Regions from separate parts of the Homo sapiens genome. Here all the other regions are linked to region 3. Evidence: read pairs that join two places in POLR2A ChIA-PET (ENCODE). Cell type or tissue: GM12878. All regions are shown on one strand.

Region 1 (2,500 bases), 56 kb after region 3:
ATTTTGTATTTTTAGTACAGACAGGGTTTCTCCATGTTGGTCAGGCTTGTCTCGAACTCCTAGCCTCAGGTGATCCGCCCACCCTCGGCTTCCCAAAATGCTGGGACTACAGGTGCGCGCCACTACACCCAGCTAATTTTTAGTAGAGACAGAGTTTCACCACCATGGCCAGGCTGGTTTTGAACTCCTGACCTCGTGATCCACCTGCCTAGGCCTCCCAAAGTGCTGGGATTACAGGCATGAGCCATCGCGCCTGGCAAGAATTTCAGCTTTTTGTTTTTTTTTTTGAGATGGAGTCTTGCTCTGTCGCCCAGGCTGGAGTGCAGTGGCACGATCTCGGCTCACTGCAACCTCTGCCTCCCAGGTTCAAGCAGTTCTCCTGCCTCAGCCTACAAACTAGCTGGGATTACAGGCATGAACCACCACACCTGGCTAATTTTTGTATTTTTACTAGAGACGGGATTTCATCATGTTGGCCAGGCTGGTCTAGAACTCCTGACCTTGTGATCTGCCCGCCTCGGCCTCCCAAAGTGCTGGGATTACAGGTGTGAGCCACCGCGCCTGGCCCAGAATTTCATAGTTTTCTAACGGTAATGTGACTAATTCCCAGAGTCACAATGATCCATGGGCAGTACTTACATAGACTAAATACACAACACACTAGGTATCTGAATAACTCCTCCCCCTTTCAAAATGAATTTAAAGGTTTCTTTAAAGACTTTCTAAAGCTAAGATCATTCTTTCAACATTGCATATATTTATCTACATGCCAAGTCAACCAAAGACATTTCTGATATATTAATATTCCTCAATACATCTACAAAGATAGTAACAAATCTCTAATATTTGATGCTATTTTTTCTTAACTTTCCCCAACAGTAATTAATATGTGTCAAATTAGTTGAGAACAAAAAAATCTACACAAACCTATCATTTCTTTGAGTTACTGGACTACAATACACCAAAGAGGAAAATGCCCATTATTTTTCGAAACAATAAAATCTGAAAATACAAGCATTTGGTATTTTCACAACTTGTGACAAGCTACAAATGCCACTTAAAATCCAGTCTTTGCGCTGTACACATCTATGTGTGCAATTTTATACAGGGTTATCTATTATATGTGAAAAAGAACTAAGCACAAAAGCTGTATTCACAGTTACTAAGGTGAAATTCTAAAATAATTTTTTAAGGTTTTTAAAAATATCTTCTTTATTCTATTCCCTTGTCGTAGTTTCCCTTAGTTTTTTATGTGTTCAATCGCTTTTTTTTTTTTTTTCCTGAGTCTCACTCTGTCGCCTAGGCTAGAATACAGTGGTGCAATCTCAGCTCACTGCAACCTTCGCCTCCTGGGTTCAAGCGATTCTCCTGCCTCAGCCTCCCCAGCAGCTGGGACTACAGTCGTGTGCCACCACACCTGGCTAATTTTTTTATTTTTAGTAGAGATGGGGTTTCACCATGTTGGCCAGGCTGGACTTGAACTCCTGACCTCAAATGATCCAACCGTTTTGGCCTCCCAAAGTGTTGAGATTACAGGCATGAGCCACTACACCCAGCCTCAAACACTTTTTTAAAATTTTTATTTGCTTAATTATAAGAGGGGTGTCTACCTATGTTGCCCAGGCTGGCCTCAAACTCCTGGGCTCAACCTCAGCCTCCCTAAGAAGCTAAAACTATAGGCACCACCATACTGGCTCTAAAACAATTCCTTTAAAATGCAGGAGATGGAGGAGATTAAGCCTAAACCATAAATTTGCTTTGTGTTTTTTTTTGATATCCTATATGGTCTTTCCCACTCATAGTATGCATAAAATTAAGATGTTATCTTTCCTGTAGAGAAATGAAATTCTCCTAACACTCTCAACTTTATCTGGATATTGTCAGAATATCAACACACAAAATATAAGTCTAATAAAGATTGAAATGCAGTTTTAGCAAGGCATTGTTTAGTAATAAAAAGCTATGAGATACACTAGGAGTCACTATTTTCCTGTTTCCTAGATATTAGAATCCATTTAGTACTAAAAGCACAGTTTACTTCTACCAAGACAGTTTTCTCCATTATTTTCCCAACTTCTCAATATTTAAAATACAAGTCCATGAGGTTGGAGTTACCTATCATTATTAAATATTACCTATCATTATTAGAAATACATGTTGTTGTTTCTTTTTAAAGGAGTCCAGATCTTGCTCTGTCACTCAGGCTAGAGTGCAGTGGCACATCATAGCTCACTGCAGCCCCAAACTCCTGGGCTCAAGTAATCCTCCTGCCTCAGCCTTCCAAGTAGCTACAGGTGCACACCACCACACCTCACTGATTAGAAATACTTTAATTATCATTAACTGGGAAAAAAATACCCACAAGTTGTCAGGATGCACTTCTATGCATTTCAGATTTCTACCTTTCCACATTTATATTAATGGAAGTAAAAGGTCTGATAAATTCTCAGCTGAAAACATCTGATACGTGAAAACAACTTCCTAACAAAGAAATAAAATT
Region 2 (2,500 bases), 62 kb after region 3:
GAAGAGGCCCATGAAAGCACAGCACTCGCTCACCTGTAAAGGGAGAAAAAGTACTGAATTGTAATTTCTTCTCATATATAAAAAGATTAACATCTTAGAGAGTCATCACACTTTTATTAAGGTATTCCTAGCCAAATTAGGAAAAATGAGGACGGGTATACAGAGCACCACTTTGGCTCAAACTTCAACTATACCCTACGACAAAAACACGTTGGTATCCGATGGTAAAAACAAAAACAATTCATTAGCAGGTCAATCTACTTAAATAATCAAATCATCTATCACCTGTTAAGCACATAAGCGGACTCTCCTGCAAAGCTGTCGAGGTTGGTTGGTTGGTTGGTTTTAACTATATATCTGAAAATACAGTTTTTTAAATGCTTTCCTCATCTGTTTTTCTAAGTTGAGGACCTTTACTCTCCACTTGTATCTCTGCTTCCAACCCTTTTACTCAGTGAAATATCGTACAAATTAAAATATCAATATGCATCAGAGATTGGCTGGATTAAGGGGTCTCACTATGTTCATTCTTCAAATGTGGAATGATGTTCTAGGTGCTAAGTTGCTTCAATGAACAAAGAAATGAGACAATAAAGCCTAACCTTTGGAACGTAACAGTCTACGTTGAGCCTACTTCAAGACTAAAGAAAATGTCAGGACCTGGAAGTCTTGGAAGCAATTCTAGGCAGTACCTCAGATTACATTTGAGTGTAGCTTGAAAGATTTTGCACACATTATTTTCAGTCCACTTGGTTTCAAAAGACCCATGGACAACTGAAATATCCAAGAATGTCAGCTCTTTTTTAGCTCTAAAATTAAAAGAGCAGGCGGGGCGAGGTGGCTCACGCCTGTAATCCCATCACTTAGGGAGGCCGAGGTGGCTGGATCACCTGAGGTCAGGAGTTTGAGACCAGCCTGGCCAACAGGCGAAACCCTGTCTCTTCTAAAAATACAAAAATCAGCCAGGCATGGTGGTGTGTGCCTGTAATCCCAGCTATTCGGGAGGCTGAGGCACGAGAATCGCTTGAACCCGGGAGGTGGAGGTTGCAGTGAGCTAAGATCTTGTCACCGCACTCCAGCCTGGGTGAGAAGGAGCCGCCCTCTCAAAAAAAAAAAAAAAAAAAAAAAAAAATCAGCCGGGCGTGGTGATGTGCACCTTCAGTCCCAGCTACCAGCTACTCGGGAGGCTGAGACATGAGAATCGCTTGAACCCAGGAGCTGGAGGTCGCAGTGAGCAGAGATCACACCACTGCACTCCAGCCCGGATGGGAGAGCAAGACTCCGCCTCAAAAAAAAACCACTAAAATTTAAAATATTTTTTAAAACTATGTATTTTCAAGCCCCACCAAAGACCCATATTATTAGACTCTCCCAGAGCACGACCTATTAACTTTATTTTTAAATCAGTTCTATAATTCTTTTAAGTGGTCACTCTATAAAGAATCACTGCTAGAGGCTGCTGGACCTACGAATAGCATTTCTGAATTAAAGACGGAGACTGGAAAACGGGAAGATCAAAGACTTCTCCAACGGCCCAGGAACGAGAACTAAAATGGGTAAACTATACTGCTAATAAACAGCGAACAAGATCAGATCAGATCTGTGTTTCCTAATTTCACTCTCCTGGTACATTTTAAAGGCACTCTGAAAATGGCCTACCATTTTTCTCCCCTTGGCTGCTACTGCCGGAAAAAAAAGTGCACTGAAACCGAGGCCCTGTGACCTCCATTCTAGCTACGAGGCCCTAGTATTTTGTTGAAAAAATATACAGCTAGCTGAGGAGTATGACCCAGGACAGCAAATGCTCCGTCTCAAAATCTAAACAAAACAAAACAAAAAAGAATTTCCAATGGAAAACCAAGTCCAGTGCAAAGCAATCACTATGCCTTAAGAATTGCTTATACAACATATATTGCACGCCATTATCAAATAAAAAAAAACTTTTTTATAAGTTTACGAGTTGTTTTTTTTTTAACAAGTTTACAAGAATCATTAAAAACCCTATTTCTCGGCCGGGCGCGGTGGCTCGCACCTGTAATCCCAGAACTTTGCGACGGCGAAGTAGGCGGATCACGAGGTCAGGAGATCGAGACCATCCTGGCCAACATGGTGAAACCCCGTCTCTACTAAAAATACAAAAATTAGCTGGGCGTGGTGGCGCGTGCCTATAATCCCAGCTACTCAGGAGGCTGAGGCAGGTGAATCGCTTGAACCCAGGAGGCGGAGGCTGCAGTGACCCGAGATCGCGCCACTGGACTCCAGCCTGGGCGACAGAGCAAGACTGTCTCAAAAAGAAAAAAACAAAACAAAACAAAAAAACACTACTTCTCGCCACTCTTTTCTCTACCATTACATAAACTCTACAGTGTTTCAAGACGATTCTGTTAGCACTCATCAAATATTCTTTTTCCCTTGCAAGATATTCTCCGATCATCTAATTAATAAATTTTTTTTTTTTTTGAAATGGAGTCTCACTCTGTGGCCCAGGCTGGAGTGCGAT
Region 3 (2,500 bases):
ACTCTTATAGAAAAGTTTGTTCATGTTACTGATGGTGGATATCAAATCATCATGGTATTTAGATTCCACTGGCTAGCTTTAAAAGAATGATATAACAATCTTATTTTTAGAGATTTTTTTTTTTTTTTTGAGACAAGGTCTCACTCCTGTCACCCAGGCAGGAATGCAGTGGCGCTATCATAGCTCATTGCAGCCTCAACCTCCCAGGCTCAAGTGATTCTCCCGTCTAATTTTTTTTATTTTTTTGTAGAGACGAGGTCTCACTTTGTTGCCCAGACTGGTCCCAAACTCCTAGGCTCAAGGGATTCGCCTGTGTCAGCCTCCCAAAGTACTGAGATTATAGGCTTGGGCCACACTGCCAGGTGTTATTTTTAAATCTCAATATTTATAAGTTGGAATATGTCTTTGGAGGTATTCAAATTTAAAATGAAATGTTTAGATAAGAACATACATGGGGAAATACGGCAGGAATCCAAAAACAAATGGCTGGCCTGCTTTTGTAAAATATTTTGTCTTGTTTGTTTTATTATGTTTTTGATAATATCTGTACATATTTGGGGGTACATGTGAGGTTTCGTTTTTGTGAAGTCTTGCGGGAACGCAGTCCTACCCATTAATGTTCACAGTCTCTGTGGCTGTCTCTGAGCCGCAGGGGCAGAGTTGAGTAGTTGTGGCAGAAACCATATAGATGGCAAAGCCTGAAATATTTACTACCTGTCCCCATAAGGAAAAACAGTGCTTGCCCTTGGAATAGATAGGTTTGTTTTTTGTTGTTGTTGTTTTTGAGACGGAGTCTCTCTCTGTCGCCCAGGCTGGAGTGCAGTGGCACGATCTCGGCTCACTGCAACCTCCGCCTCCCGGGTTCAAGCGATTCTCCTCAGCCTCCCGAGTAGCTGGGATTACAGGCACACACCACCATACCCAGCTGATTTTTATATTTTTGTGGAGACAGGGTTTCGCCATGTTGGCCAAGCTGGTCTTGAACCCCTGACCTCAGGCAATCGGCCCACCTCGGCCTCCCAAAGTGCTGGGATTACAGGCATGAGCCACCGCGCCCAGCTGGAGTAGATAGCTTTTTAAATTAACTTCTTACCGAAATATAACTTCATACAGAAAGGGGCACAAATCATTGAGTATGCATTTCCACGAATTTTCTCAATCTAAACACACTCAGTTAACCAGCGCCCAGTTGAAGAAACAGGATATGAGCAGCATCCCGGAAGTGCTTTCTGCACCCCGACCCAGTAGGCATAACCACCATCCTGACTTTCAACACCATTGACTAATAGTATATACTTTTTCACATTAATTTGGGGTACAAAACCAGGAAGAGTCGGAGTTTCTTTTTGCATTCTGCATTATATAACACCATTTTTGGTGTTTTAAATTTAGTCCAGTTTTCGAAAATGCAAATCAGTTCTAAAGTGCCCTACTTTGCTATAGACTCAACATTACTGTGATGCGCCCAGACCTAATTTTTTTTTTCTTTTTACAGAGAAGTTTCACTTCAAGTCATGGATGTCTAAGGTCAGTGCCCAACTTCTTCTTTTTGAAGTTTTTCATTTCACAAAGTTTCCTGTTATCAAACCAAACTGTCCCAGATTTGAGACAATGAAAAAGGGAATTTCCAACTTTGCCTAGTGGGGTCTTTCCAGAAGTTGAACTGGCCAAACACTGGGAAAGATGCAGTTAAGTAAATTCCTTCCAAATAGTGGTCCCAAGTGATTAACTTGGCTGACAGCCTTCCAAGCCCTGGGATTCATTTCTGTATTTTGTTTTCAAAGCACATTGTGGAGAATGTAAATTAGTACAACCATTGTAAAAAAAACAGTATGGAGGTTCCATCAAAAACTCAAAACAAAACTACCATATGACCCAGCAAGCCTACTACTGAGTATATATCCAAAAGAAAGGAAATTAGTATATTGGAGGGATATCTGCACCCTCATGTTTATTGCAGAACTAGTCACAATAGCCAAGATATGGAATCAACCTAAGTGCCTATCAATGGGTAAAGCAAATGTGGTGTATGTACACAATGGAATATTATTCAGCCATAACAAAGAATGAAATTCTGTCATTTGCAGCAACATGGATGGAACTGGAGGTCATTATGTTTAGTGAAATAAGCCAAGCATAGAAAGGCAAATATTACATGTTCTCACTCGTATGTGGGAGATAAAAAAGTGGATCTGATGAAGAAAGACAGTAGAATGGTGACTAGCAGAAGCTAGGAAGGGCAGGGAAGCAGGGATGAAGATAAACTGATTCCTGAGTACAAAATATTTTTTTTTTTTTGAGACAGAGTCTCACTTTGTCACCCAGGCTGAAGTGCAGTGGCACACTCTCGGCTCACTGCAACCTCCACCTTCTGGGTTCAAGCGATTCTCATGCCTCAGCCTCCTGAGTAGCTGGGATTACAAGTGTCTGCCACCATGCCCGGCTAATTTTTGTATTTTTAGTAGAGATGGGGGTTCGCCATGTTGGCCAGGTGGGTCTT

The links. ChIA-PET counts read pairs that join two places held together with the same protein. Peaks named below come from ENCODE experiments on the same cell type or tissue, not always from the same donor. Only the 100,000 strongest peaks of a DNase experiment are listed, where the experiment ranks them.
Region 1: POLR2A ChIA-PET joins it to region 3 with 7 read pairs; 11 of 35 experiments call an interaction of 5 or more read pairs at or near these places.
Region 2: POLR2A ChIA-PET joins it to region 3 with 5 read pairs; 11 of 35 experiments call an interaction of 5 or more read pairs at or near these places.

What each region holds. Positions count from the first base shown.
Region 1 is chr15:78,881,991-78,884,490 of GRCh38, reverse strand. The region is part of intron 3 of MORF4L1 (mortality factor 4 like 1); the gene reads right to left. Among named protein-coding and RNA genes, the nearest start is that of MORF4L1, 10 kb to the right of the region's middle. In GM12878, no CTCF peak of the experiment used is centred here; no DNase peak of the experiment used is centred here.
Region 2 is chr15:78,875,746-78,878,245 of GRCh38, reverse strand. MORF4L1 (mortality factor 4 like 1) reads right to left here. Exons shown (of 12, transcript NM_006791.4): 2 at 1-33. Among named protein-coding and RNA genes, the nearest start is that of MORF4L1, 4.1 kb to the right of the region's middle. RefSeq lists an enhancer at 1,678-2,279. In GM12878, no CTCF peak of the experiment used is centred here; no DNase peak of the experiment used is centred here; H3K4me3 peaks cover 2,500 bases; H3K27ac peaks cover 390 bases.
Region 3 is chr15:78,938,167-78,940,666 of GRCh38, reverse strand. It overlaps CTSH (cathepsin H), which reads left to right. Exons shown (of 12, transcript NM_004390.5): 2 at 1,496-1,527. Among named protein-coding and RNA genes, the nearest start is that of CTSH, 5.6 kb to the left of the region's middle. RefSeq lists enhancers at 1,044-1,303, 1,414-1,513. In GM12878, no CTCF peak of the experiment used is centred here; a DNase peak (open chromatin) is centred at 1,316; H3K4me3 peaks cover 2,105 bases; H3K27ac peaks cover 2,393 bases.